3 separate regions of the Mus musculus genome follow, and all the other regions are linked to region 2. The links are chromatin contacts, found by Hi-C in ENCODE. All regions are on one chromosome and are shown on one strand. The core of a region is the stretch at or near the end of the contact, and the rest is flanking DNA. Distances in the headings are between cores, read along the strand shown. Region 1 holds the start of Sfxn1 (sideroflexin 1). Region 2 holds the start of Dek (DEK proto-oncogene (DNA binding)). Region 3 holds the start of A730081D07Rik (RIKEN cDNA A730081D07 gene).

Region 1 (4,207 bases), core at 896-3,395, 7.0 Mb after region 2:
TCAGGACAGGAACTCAAACAGGGCAGGAACCTGGAGGCAGGAGCTGATGCAGACAGAAGCCATGCAGGGGTGCTGCTTACTGGGTTGATCCTCATGTCTTGTTCGGCCTGCTTTCTCATAGAACCTAGGGCCAGACTCCCATGAGTGGCATGACTCACAATGGGCGGGTCCTCCCTCCCCCATCAATGACGAATTAAAAAATTAATTCGTGCCACCAGCTTGCTTACAGCCTGATCTTATAGAGGTATTTTCTCAACTAAGACTCCTCCTCTCTGATGACTCTAACATGTGTCAAGTTGATTAGAAAACCAGTCAGGACATTGGGTCTTTGCTTTCTCTCTCAGTCCTTTTTCAGTCTGCTTTAGAATCAGACTAAGGACATATGGAAGTTCTGAGTATAATGAATACCATTGAAAATGTCTGAGAAATATTGCTCCAAGCTCTGCTCTCCATGTTTGTTTTATGAATTCACTTGCAATTGAGTTAGTTTTCTGTTGTCTAAGGCAGTGTATCCTACTGCCTTGTGATGCAGTATATTCAGGAGCCACAGGTATGGTGGGGAGGTTGGGCAGTAAAAGAATTCACGCAAGACAGTACTAGGTATAAAGGGACATGTTTAACGAGCACGGTGCAATGGGACAAAGCAGTAACAGACAAACTATCTTCTTGGCTTAGACCAGTTTTTAATGTGGGGACTGTCTTGGTTTCTTTTTCTGTTGCTGTGATAAAACATCCCAACAAAAGCCACCCAAGGGAAGGAGGAGTTTATCTTAGGTCACAGTTGGAAAGCACAGTCCATCACCCAGTGGAAGTCAAGGCAGCTGGAGCTTGAAGCAGTGGATCAGAAGGCTCCAAGGCAACAGCTCTTTTAGACCTATGGGTATTTAATTTGATCAGTGTGGCCTTGGTCACATCATCCACACTCAGAAGGAGCACTGCTTTTCTTTACAATGTTAGTAGGGCCTTCTGGGCCAGTCTCCCACAGTAGAAGCCCCTAAAGGTAGAAGCCTGATCCCCACTCCCACCCCCCATGTTCCCCTCTGGTGACCTTTTTTTTCAGCCTGTCCTGGATGTCTGATTGGCTGGATGGAGCTCCTCATTGATTCTGGTACAAACACATCCTTTCTTTTTTACCATTCTTCTGTGTTTGTAACTGTAGGACAATCTACTCCTTCAAAGTGTTTTAGCTGTTTTGGGCTCTTTGTTTTCTCATATACGTTTTACAGTCACCTTATTGGGATACAGACAGACACACTCAATGGGCGCGCGTGTGTGTGAGCGCACACACACAGAATCCAAATTCAGTTCGGAATCTCATTGCTTGTAGAGGTTATTTGGGGTAGAATTTCTGTCTTTAAAAAAAGGGGGAGGGGATTTATCTACCTGTGCAGAGAATGCAATTCGTTATTTGTTGTATTGTGCTGGCCTTCAGAATGCGTCCGAGATTCTATGCTTCTCTCCTCATCGTCCAACCTGGTCTAACCAGGTCCAACCTGACTAAGCTCATGACCTCTGGTCTGCACCTCCCCTATGGTCCCATCTCTGTCCAGCAGCCAGTGACTCTTTTGAAGGTGGCACTTGTATTGTCTAGTTTTTCTTAGAGGGCTGGCTGTGCCAAGCTCCCCCATTTTAAGAAGCATTAGGGGCTGGCGAGATGGCTCAGTGGTTAAGAGCGCCGACTGCTCTTTCGAAGGTCCCGAGTTCAAATCCCAGCAACCACATGGTGGCTCACAACCATCTGTAACGAAATCTGATGCCTTCTTCTGGAGTATCTGAGGACAGCTACAGTGTACTTACATATAGTAAATAAATAAATCTTTAAAAAAAAAAAAAAAAAAAAATACCTAATAAAAAATGGAAAAAAAAAAAAAAAAAAAAAAAGAAGCATTAGCCCAAATGAATGGAGGAACAATGATGATGGGTGGTCTTCTAAAAAAAACCAAATTGAAAAACAGTGGCATTGACCCGGGCTGCGGCTAAGATGAACTTAGGAGTTCTCAGTGTGGCCAGAAGCAGAAGCGCGGGCACATGGGGCGTGCGCAGACTGCGGAGCTCAGCAGCCAAAGCCATGAATGACACCGAGGCAGAGGCAGGAACCTCTGGGCGGGGCCGCGCGTCGTGAGCGCGCGTCGTGGCCGCGCTCCTGGGGGCGGCGCGCGGGGCCGCGGCGCTTCCGGCAGCTGGAGGCGGCGCCGAACGGGACCGAGCGGCGCGGGTGGCGGCCGGGTAGGCGGTGAGTGGCGGGGGGCTGCGGAGCGCGCGCGGGGAGCCGGAGGCGCGCGGGATGGCGCAATCTCGGGGGCTGCAGGGGACCCAGTAGGGTCCACTGTGCGCGCTGGGGTATGCCTGAGGCGGGTTACGTACGCCCGGGACCTCGTGAGTCCGCAGCTCTAGACTGGGGCTAGGGAGGCCTCAGCGTGGAACTGATCTTGTGGAACAGATGTGAAAGGGGAGCATCACGCACCGTGCCACGCGTCCCTAGCCACCGCGTGACGAAACATGCTGGGTGCAGGCGGCCAAGATGGCTGCCAGGGGACTGTCTCCACGAGGATGGGCGCGCGCAATTGCCAGGTGACCAGGTGGCTCTTAGTAGCTGGGACCCGGAGGTCCGCGTGGAGATCACTTGGTGGCCGACCTCCAGCTCTTAATCTCTTCAAGGGACCGAAGTGTCCCAGGTAGAACCGTGGGACCCTCACCCTCAGCTCCCACATCGTGTTCCTGCTGATCATCTCAGGTTCAACCGCCTCCAGAATGACAATGACCACACTAAGGTCTGTGCCTCCGGAGTTAGATCTCTGACTTTTGTATTCATCCAATGCTGCCAAATCCATAATCCAGATTTGAAAACTGAGGCATTAAAACTTGAATAACTTGCCTAAAGTGTCACAGCTGGCCAGGGAGAAGAGCCAGGCAATCCGAGTATATATATTGTTTCCACTTTGTCCCTCAGTGACGATGTGACGATTGAGAGACCTCGTGGAAAAGCGTAGTTCTGCTGGATTTCAGAATTTGGGCCTTTACCCGGGACTCTCCCTTTATAGTTTTCTCACACTCCTGATCCCTCATCTGCTGCACCTACTTTGGGTGCCTCTAGTCAGCAGCTCTCAACTGTGGTTGCATATCAGAAGTTTACATGACGATTCATAACAGTAGCAAAATTATGTTTATGGAATGGCAACGAAATAATTTCATAGTTGGAGGAATCACTAAACCATGTATTAAAGGCTACAGCATTAGGAAGGTTGAAAACCACTGCCTAGATTTTTCTCTCCGTCCTTGTTCCAGGCAGAGGCAGGAGTAGAGAGGCGAGCACTGAGGTAAAGAAGAGGACTTTGTGGGTCTTAGAATGCTGGACTCAGGCTTGCTGTGTGAAGGAGAGCTGTTTAGAGGACAAATGGAAGTTCAGCAGGAAGTCCCAGAACCTCAGGCCACCCCTCCCCACCCCCCACCCCACCCCCCTCCCAGGACTGAGGTTGTCACATTCACAGCAATAACAGTGTTTGGGAAGAGTTTGTTAATTCCCACCCAGCTCTGATAAGGAATTGCTCCATCTGTGTACTCAAGGGTGCAGCCAAAGGTCTGCAAAATGGAGAGAGTTGTGCTTAGTTTTCTGTAAAAGTTTGGTGAAACTATCCCGGGGTGTGCAGCAAAAGCTGGCTGAGAGGAAGCATCCCCTTTCCCCTCCTAACTTCTGCCAAGAAAGCTGTGAAGACAGCCAGGCCAAAAGGACTCATAAAGCAGTGGGGCCACTTTCTCTTTTATCTAAACTGTGTGTGTGTGTGTGTGTGTGTGTGTGTGTGTGTGTGTGTGTGTGTAGGAGGAGGAGGAGTAGTAGTAGTAGTAGTAGTAGTAGTAGTAGTAGTAGTAGTAGTATATATGTAGTATATGTCTGGGTGCAAGTGCTCTTTAGAGGCCAGAAGAGGGCATCAGCCCCCCCCCCCCCTGGAATTGGAGTTACCCACAGTGGCAAACTGCCAGATGTGGCAAATTCAGGTCCTCTGAAAGAGTAACAAGTTAACCACTTAGCCATCTCGCAGACCTCCTGCTGCCTGAAAATGAAACAAAGTATCCCTGCAGAAATGGCAGCTTTAGTTGTGCAAACAGGGTGCCTTTAGCTGTGTGTAGCTGTTGAAAAGGTGGTTTGGACTTCAAGGTAAGAAATCTAGATTAGTCTGTAATAATCTGTTTCGTTCCTTCATTTCCTTTG
Region 2 (4,361 bases), core at 457-2,956:
GGAGGGATGCCTTAGCACACACTGCCATCATACCATGCTCTAAAACACCACATCATTGACTTTATAGAACACACCAATTATAAATAATCTAAAAGCAATTTAAACAATTCTTATTAAGATTTATAATTAAAGCCAAGGTTGTACTTAAATGACACGCTCCCATAAGGTCTTAGAGCACATACCACTTCAAATAATAAGTATGCCTTGTCCTCTTAACCTAGATGGTATTTATAAAAAAAAAAAAGAAGAAAGAAAAGAAAGAAAAGAAAAGAAATGACAGTTTGGGAAGAGCACTTTAACCTTTAGGCCTGCTCCCAAGTCTGGCTGAGCTGTGGCCATCTGCACCATTAAGCTAGATTGTGAAGCTGTGCCTTGGATTTTCCAATAGCTGAGCCTGTCGGGTAGACTGATGCATGCACTCTGACTGACACAATGCTTCTTCGCCCCGCTCTGCCTCTACTCAAATGAGGCTTCTTACCACCCTCCTTGGGTCAGAATCAGTCCCCAAAACCGAGAGAGCTGCGGGCTCCCGTTCTAACTTTCAGTTCAGTTTTCTCATTTTTAAACTACTTTCTCCAACAGCAACAACTTTCACGGCAAAGAAAAGCACTCCCACAAGAACCCTTATGGGGGAGGGGCGGGGGAGGGAATCAGCAGCTACACACAGCCGAGAATATGGAAATGAAAACATTTCCAGGATTTGCAAGAATGCCTTGCAGTGTTGTTTCGTTACGGAACCTCGGGGTAACTTCAAAAAGCGGATCTCAGACTTACAAACTCCCTAAACGAACGACGAAGTGTTCTGAAGGCGCATCGGGAAAAGGCTCTTGCTACACTTGCACCGAAACCTTGGCAAATACTCAAAAAAAAAAAAAAAAATCCAGATTCTCTGCCACTGATTGTTAGCATTCGCGTGAAATCCACCACTCCGACTTGACGCCTCTAAGCGTTAAAATGCAAGATAACTGTTTCCCAAAAGGAGCGAGGGAAGGGGAAACTTTTGATGTGGGAAAAAAAAAAATCCACCCGTGAGGGATGCGTATCCCTGCCCACCCACCTTTTTCTTCCTCCTCGTCCTCTTCATCATCGTCTTCGTCATCCTCCTCCTCCTCCTCACTCTCTTCCCTGGGACCCGGCATCTCGGGTTCCTTCTCGGATGAGGGCGGCACGGGGGCGTCCTCTCCCTCCGCAGCGGGGGCCGCCGCCGCCGACATGCTGGGGGCCTGCGGGCGGGGAGGAAGCCGCACGCTTCGGTTCTCTCGCTCGCGCGGGCATGGAGCGTGCCGAGCGCCCAGCGTCAGCTCCCCTCCAAGTCGCCTACCCTGGGTCTGTCACTCGGCCCGCCTCCCCGGGGATGCCCGAGGCGGGAAACCGCACCGCCCTCTCAGCCGCCCGCGCGCGCTCCCGCCCGGCCTGCGCCGCCCCGGGCCGGCTCGGGCCCGGCCAGTGTGGCCCAGGCGAGCCGAGCCTTGCGAGTCCCCTCCCCCGCGGCGGGCCTCAGTGCTTCTGGCCGCGTCCCCTCCCCGCTGCCCCGGCGCCTCCCCGCCGCCGTCCTCACCGCGGGTGCGCACGAGAAGGCCGCCGCTGTGTAGAAGTCGCGCGGGGCCGAGGTCCTCGCGCCGCGCGCTCGCTCTCTCTCGCGCTCTCTCTCTCCCCGCTCCTCAGAATCAACAAGATTTTCAAAATGGCGGTTCGGGAAGCAGAGCGGGAAGGCGCCGGCCAATCAGCGCGCGGCGCTGGGAGTTGGCGCGCGCGGGAGGGCGGGCGGGAGGCGGGGCGGCGGCGTCTCTCGCGGGCTGCCCGGGCGGGGTCTCGGGGGGTCTGCGGTCCGCGGGAGGACCCGGGTCGCGGCGTCCGGCGGGTGGCTGGGTGGGTGCACGGGGTGGCGGGCGGGCGCGAGCCGGGGCCTCCGCGCTGAACGGTTGGACGCTAGGGGGCCTGCGAGCTTCCAGCCTCCCGATCCCGGGAGAAAAATGACCGGCCGTCCTGGGCCGCGGAGCCGGGGAGCGTCTGGAGGTGACGAAGTTGAGGGATCCGCCGAAGTCTTTCTCGACTCGACTTCACGCGGCGATCACCCCGCGGACGGGGTTGATTCGGAGCCACCACGTTTGTTTCCGAGGGGTCGTTCGAGATGAAGGCTTCCAAATGAGACCTACTTGCGAGGCTTCCCGTCGCCGGTACGCTGCACCGTGACAGGGACCCACCACGTTAAGTGCTCACACCACCAGCGACATAAATAGGTTTCAAACCGGTGAATGTTAGACAGATTCACCCTCTTCCTTTCTCTAGCCCCCTTGGTCTCCCCTATAATGCAGATACGGTATTTGTCCAGCCACACTCTCCTGTCAAGAATTCTAGGCAAGCCCTCTGATACCTTTTAGAGTCCACAGTTTAAAAGCAACATTTCCTTACGTGCTCTCCTATGTGATTGTCTTCATTTTTTCCCTACCCTGAGAATAATCTCCCTCCCTCCCTTTTTTTTATCCAGTCAACCTGGTGGAAATATGATTGGTTTCATTTGCCATAATAGTCTCCAAGTTGAGGGACAAAAGTTAGACTTTATTTTCTTCTGTGCCCCTTTTGTAAACATACGCAAAGTCCTGCTATTTTTGCTTTCAGATCTTAAGCCATCTCCCATTCTACTGATTCTGCTCACCTTTCTTTGTTTTTTAGTTTGGGTTGCAACAGAGCCCTTTCCAAGGGCTACTCTCTCTGCCTTTTCCCACTAATCACACCTCAGCCAAAGCTATTTTATTTAGTTTGATCTTCTGCTTATAAGCCTCAGATGGTCCCATCATAACTTGGAATAACCTCCAAATTTCCATATCACAACGTGTAAGATGCTACTTAACTGGCTGCTGACCCTCTGTCTGATGGCTCCCTGACACAGTTGGCCTGTCAGTCACACATGCCTTCCCTCATGTTCCTGCACATGGCTGTCATTCACACTATCTAGGATTTACTCTTCCACTGCCAGGGCTGCTCCTTCCTATTGTCATCAATGAACTCGGTCCTTCCCATCACTTATCTCTGGTCAAGTATTTCTCTTACCTCCAGGCCATCACTGTTTTGATACCATTCTCATCCGTTCCTTTATAAGTACCGAATCCTCTGTCCATCATAACAGGCCTGCCATCTTGAAGACGAGACTGTAGTTGAGACATTAAGCAAAAATACATAGATTGTGTGGTAGTGATGCAGCAGTCACAGGGGGATCTGGAGTACCAGCAGGGGGGCTTTCCTTTTAAAAGGTCAGTGATTAAAGGAATGAGAGCGGAGAGAGACATGGTATGCTCTAAAGGATTATCTAAGCTGGGCAGTGGTGGCGCACACCTTTAATCCCAGCACGTGGGAGGCAGAAGCAGGTGGATTTCTGAATTTGAGGCCAGCCTGGTCTACAGAGTGAGTTCCAGGACAGCCAGGACTACACAGAAAAACTCTGTCTCGAAAAGCCAAAACAAAACAAAAAAACAAAACCAAAAGGATTATCTACATTACTGGACATGGGAAATAAGGGATAAGAGGATGAGAGTGAAGAGACGACATATTGGGAGAAGGAAGATTTTAGAGATGTTAGGATTGAGATTTATGATCACCAAAGTGAAAATTACAAATAAGCTGTCTTAGGGTTTTACAGCTGAGAACAGACACCATGACCTAAGGCAAGTCTTACAAGGACAATAATTGAGGCTGGCTCACAGGTTCATAGGTTCAGTCCATTATCATCAAGGTGGGAGCATGGCAGCATCCAGGCAGGCATGGTGCAGGAGGAGCTGAGAGTTCAGATGAGAGTACATCTTCATCTGAAGGCTTCTAGTGGAAGATTGGCTTCCAGGCAGCTAGGATGAGGGTCTTCAAGCCCATACCCAGTGACACCCATATTCAACAAGGCCACACCTAATAGTACCACCCCCTGGGCCAAACATATATAAGCCATAACATAGGCAGATGGACATGAATGTCTAGAGTTTAGAGGAAGAAGCAAGCAGGAGCTCACAATACAAACTTAGCCACTGTCAACATGTGGTTGGCATACAGAGCCCCAGCACTGAATGATGTCACTTATAGGATGAACAAAGGTAGCGATAGAAATTAAGTAGCAAGGAGAGATAGTCTCAAGACTGAACCTCTGAATACTACAGGCTTATGAGTTCAAAAGAGGAAGGCAAGCCAGCTAAGAAGCTGTAGATCAACAGTAGCCAGTGGTAGAGGAGAATCAGAGCTGTGTCCCAGAAGCCAAATGACTTCTTCACTAATAGTGCCTTCCAAAGAGTGTGACCAACTGGGGGAGATGTGAATGAAGAATTGAGCATTGAGTAGAACCGTATTCTCCATGACTGGAAAGAACTGCCTCTGTTAGG
Region 3 (4,396 bases), core at 669-3,168, 6.1 Mb before region 2:
GAAAGATAAGGGAAATTAACAAAATGGAGATGAAGAACTTTTAGCAATCACACTTCCTCTGTTGTAATTTTAAAAATACCTGCACTTGCCAGGCATGGTGGTGCACGCCTTTAATCCCAGCACTTGGGAGGCAGAGGCAGGTGGATTTCTTGAGTTCAAGGCCAGCCTGGTCTACAAAGTGAGTTCCAGGACAGCCAGGGCTATACAGAGAAACACTGTCTCAAAAACAAAACCATAAAACAAAAAACACAAAACAAAACAAATACCCGCACTTATATTTCTCCAACAGCAGCTGGTATTTCCCTGGTGGTAATAAGGGGGCGAGGCGCTTCCAGGAACAATAGGGTAAATAAACCACAGGGTTCTGAAGCAGTTTTACTCATCCCCCACCCCCATTTTTTTTGATATGATTACTATTGCATTAAAATGAGTATGACCCAATGTAAACTGTAACACACCATGTATGGACAAGATGAGACTTTTCACTTTGTTCCAAGCTAAGGAGACATGTTCCAACTTTAGTGGTTCTCTGGTGAAAATGATTAACATGCTCAGGACAACTTAGCAATACCTGGAGATAAATTAAGTAACACAAGGGTTGCAAGTGGAATAGCCCAAACTGGAAGAGCCTTTACACAATTGAAAAATCATCAAAACACCCAAAGTCAAATTAATTACTTCCCCCTATACTCAAGCAAAAGAGGCTGTGTCGACAATTTGCAGCCTTAGAGAACAAGTGTTTGGAAACAATGTCTAAGCACTTAAGAACTCCATTAATTCACAGGCCTGTGTGAAGATCTGACATAAGCACCAACCCACCCGCTTTGACATATGCACTCATCCCTGACCCCGCCTAAAGAGAAAGGAAAAAAGGATATTATTGCTTTCATTAACCTCTGCACCTCCCCCCCTTAAAGATTTATTTATTTATCTTTATGCATAGGAGTACACCACCATTGCTTCCTTCAGACACACCAGAAGAGGGCACTAGACCCCATCACAGATGTTTGTGAGCCACCATGTGGTTGCTGGGAAATGAACTCAGGACCTCTGGAAGAGCAGACAGTGCTCTCAACCGCCTAGCTATCTCTCCAGCCCTGCACTTTGTCCCTTAACTCGGGTAGAGATGTAGCCACTGTCCTCCTCCCTCAAGACAAATCTTTTTTCCTGTACCATAGGTCAGCACATGGCCAGTCTGATTAGATACAAGAAGCCAGTAGGCAAGAAAAGCTGAGGAGATGGACGGCTTGCCTGCAGGCGGGACACGGACTGGCAGGCCCGGGCTCGCAATCCAGCGAGGGGACACTGCCAACTCCGGGTCCCGCGAGCCCTGACCGTCCCCGGGCCGACCCTAATCTGCTCTCTCTCGGCACGAAAACAAAACCCTTTGCTTGTGATCCGAGCCATGGGGAAGCTGCAGGAGGAAAACGGGTGCAAGGAGGCGCCAGGCTGGGCGACGAAGTGAGACTGGCTGCAAATAAGAAAATCATAGTTAATCCCAGCACCCGGGAGGCAGAGGCAGGCGGAGCTCTGAGTTCGAGGCCAGCCTGGTCTACAGAGTGAGTTCCAGGACTGTCAGGGCTACACAGTGAAAGCCTGTCTTCAAAACAAAACAAAACAAAACAAGAAAAGAAAATCATAAATGGAGGAAATGCATTCCGGATCCCCAAATCACAGCAACCCTCCAGGAACTACAAGGGTTGTCTAGACAACCGCTGGCCACCGGAGCCGGAAGTGGGCCCGCCCCTTCCTTAGGCGCGCCGGAAGTTGGGGCTTCCGGGGAGAAGTTCCCTCCCATTTCCCAAGGCCGGCGGAGCCCACGGCTTCCCAGGACTTGCCTGCTTGACACAACTTTTCTTTCTCTCTGCTCTGAGAGCCTCCTCCCGCGGCTTCCTTCCTTAAGCTCGTCGCAGAAGGGTCACGTGACGTCCCACGTAACGGAGGACGGAGCGCGTCCTCCGTTATTGCCATTTGCAGGCGCCTAAAAGGTGCCCCCGGGCGGTGACGTATAACTCGCGCGCCGGCTGAGGAAGGGAAGGGCCAGCCTCCGCAGCCATCGGGTCTCCACGCCGGCGTCTCTTGCCCGGCACGAGTGCTGCGGAATGGAGCTGGTCGCCGGCAGCTACGAGCAGGTCCTGTTTGGGTTCACGGTACAGCGCGGGCCCGCGAAGAGTGGCCATCAGGAGGTGAGGCAGCGCGAGCCCCGGGGCTGCGGGGGACAGGCGGGCTGGTCCTTCCGGGGCAGGACCGTGGAGGTTGTTATTTATCGCTGGTTCTCTATGGGTCTTGGATGGCGGACTTTGTTGGAAAACGGACAGGTTTATGCAGCTAATCCCAGCTCTCGAGAGGTTGAGGCAGGAGGAGAGTGAGCTCAGAGCTTGTGTGGAAAGATCCTGCTCTTTACAGAGTAGAGGCTTCTCAGAATTGAAATAATATTTACTTGCTATAGTAGATAAAATGTCTACAGTAGGTAACGAGGAATGTTCATCTCTGTCGGGAGTGGATGAATGGCTGCCAGAAGTGGTTGGGGCCAACGTAGGGAGGTGACGGAGAGAGGAGGGCTAATGCTTGCAGAAATGAAGTTTGATGGGAGGAATGACTGATTGCTTTTTTTTTCCTTGAAAGGTAACTATAGTTGACAGCATTAATTGTGTATTTTAAACTAGCTACTACAGCGTATTTTGAACCAGCTCAAAAGGGGTTGCCTTTTTCATATCTGATCTATGTATGCATTCAAATATCCCATTGTGCTCCATAAATATATACAGTTATTATCTGATAATTTAAAAGGTTAAGAAAAACCTTAAAGCATTCCTAAGGCATGAAAAAATAAGGTGTGCATTTAAGCTGACAATGATTGTAGTTCTTAAAGTTCTAATGTAAAAATAACTTCACCTTTCACTGAGTTTCTGTCCTGATTAACAAACTACTATAGGACTGGAGACATGACTCAGCGGTTAAGAGCGCTGGCTGGACTGGAGACATGGCTTAGCGGTTAAGAGCACTGGCTGTTCTTCCAGAGGGTCCTGGTTCAGTTCCCAGCACCTACACGGCAGCTCACAACTGTTTGTTAACTCCTGTTCGAAGGGATCTAATATCCTCCTACAGGCATACATACAGTCAAAACACCAATCTACATAAAATAAAAATACATTATACACAAAAGAACTACTACAGCTGGCCTGGGATGAAGAAAGTGATGCAGATTCACTGTTTATCGTCCACCTACTGTGGGTAGGGCGAAAGGTGCCAGAGGTGTGAGCCCTGCTGTTGTGGCCTTCTTGGTTGAAGGGATGGTGAACAAGCGAAGAGAGAAACACATGGAGGTTAAGTGTAGCACAGTATGAAATTTATTTTTGTCTGGTATGGCAAGAAGATACAGGTAATTGCCAACATAGTAGTCAGACAGTAAAGGGGATTAGAAGTGTCATCTATCAGGGCAGTGGCCCCACCCGTAATCCCAGCACTCAGGAGGCAGAGGTAGGCGGATCTCTGAGTTCCAGGACAGCCTGGTTTACACAGAGAAATTCTGTCTTGAAAAACAAAAAAGAATGATTATTTCTTGAACAGTTCTACTTATCACTTACTGATCTGTTTTGTCGAAAATTCCTTAGTGCCTGTTGTGGTTGGGTTTCTCCCTCCCTCCCTCTTTCTTTCTTTCTCTCTCTCTCTCTCTCTCTCTCTCTTTCTTTCTTTCTTGGTTTCTCCCTCCCTCCCTCCCTCCCTCCCTCCCTCCCTCCCTCCCTCCCTCCTTCCCTCCCTCCCTCCTTCCCTCCTTCCTTCCCTTCCATATACATAAGTACACTGTAGATGTTTACAGACACACCAGAAGAGACCAGAAGAGGGCATTGGATCCCTTTACAGATGGTTGCGAGCCACCATGTGGTTGCTGGGAATTGAATTTAGGACCTCTGGAAGAGCAATTAGTCCTCGTAGCCTCTGAGCCATCTCTTCAGTGCATGGTTGGGGTTTCTTTAGTATACTCATTCCAGATATACAGCAGCCCTGAGACTGATACAACCATTCTCATTTTATAGATGAACATTTGGGAGGTTCATAGGGCAAGAGACACTCCAGGCGTCATGGTTTGTGAGTCCGACATGTCAAGATGGTCCCCAGGCTTATGCTGTTAACAGTTCCAGGTGCTGCTTCTAAACCCAGCCAGTAGCCAGCATAACCAGTATCACATACATTACATAAATATGTAATCTGAACAGTGCTTTGACATAAGCTGTAACGTGTTTGAATCAGGTGGCTCATATCTGTAATCAGGAGGCTGAGGCAGGAGGATTCAGTTTAAAATTTAGGCCAGCTGTGCTGCATATGTATTTAATCCCAGCACTTGGGAGGACAGTCATAGCTACAAAGTGAGACCCTGTCTCACAGGGCGAGGCGG

What was found. A loop is a pair of places that touch in the nucleus more often than their neighbours do.
Region 1: a map of regulatory T cell shows a loop between it and region 2 (9-fold over the local background). The contact joins the promoter of Sfxn1 here to the promoter of Dek in region 2. A Hi-C loop is called at or near these places in 2 of 37 maps with a recorded cell type or tissue (T-helper 1 cell and regulatory T cell).
Region 3: a loop to region 2 is called in a map of T-helper 1 cell, with 8 times the contacts of the local background. The contact joins the promoter of A730081D07Rik here to the promoter of Dek in region 2. A Hi-C loop is called at or near these places in 2 of 37 maps with a recorded cell type or tissue (T-helper 1 cell and regulatory T cell).

What each region holds. Positions count from the first base shown.
Region 1 is chr13:54,069,700-54,073,906 of GRCm38, forward strand. It overlaps Sfxn1 (sideroflexin 1), which reads left to right and starts at 2,146. Exons shown (of 11, transcript NM_027324.5): 1 at 2,146-2,233.
Region 2 is chr13:47,104,515-47,108,875 of GRCm38, forward strand. It overlaps Dek (DEK proto-oncogene (DNA binding)), which reads right to left and starts at 1,707. Exons shown (of 11, transcript NM_025900.2): 1 at 1,559-1,707; 2 at 1,058-1,223. The coding sequence starts at 1,214.
Region 3 is chr13:40,999,228-41,003,623 of GRCm38, forward strand. It overlaps A730081D07Rik (RIKEN cDNA A730081D07 gene), which reads right to left and starts at 1,919. Exons shown (of 5, transcript NR_155347.1): 1 at 1,839-1,919. It overlaps Pak1ip1 (PAK1 interacting protein 1), which reads left to right and starts at 1,783. Exons shown (of 10, transcript NM_026550.3): 1 at 1,783-2,186. The coding sequence starts at 2,103.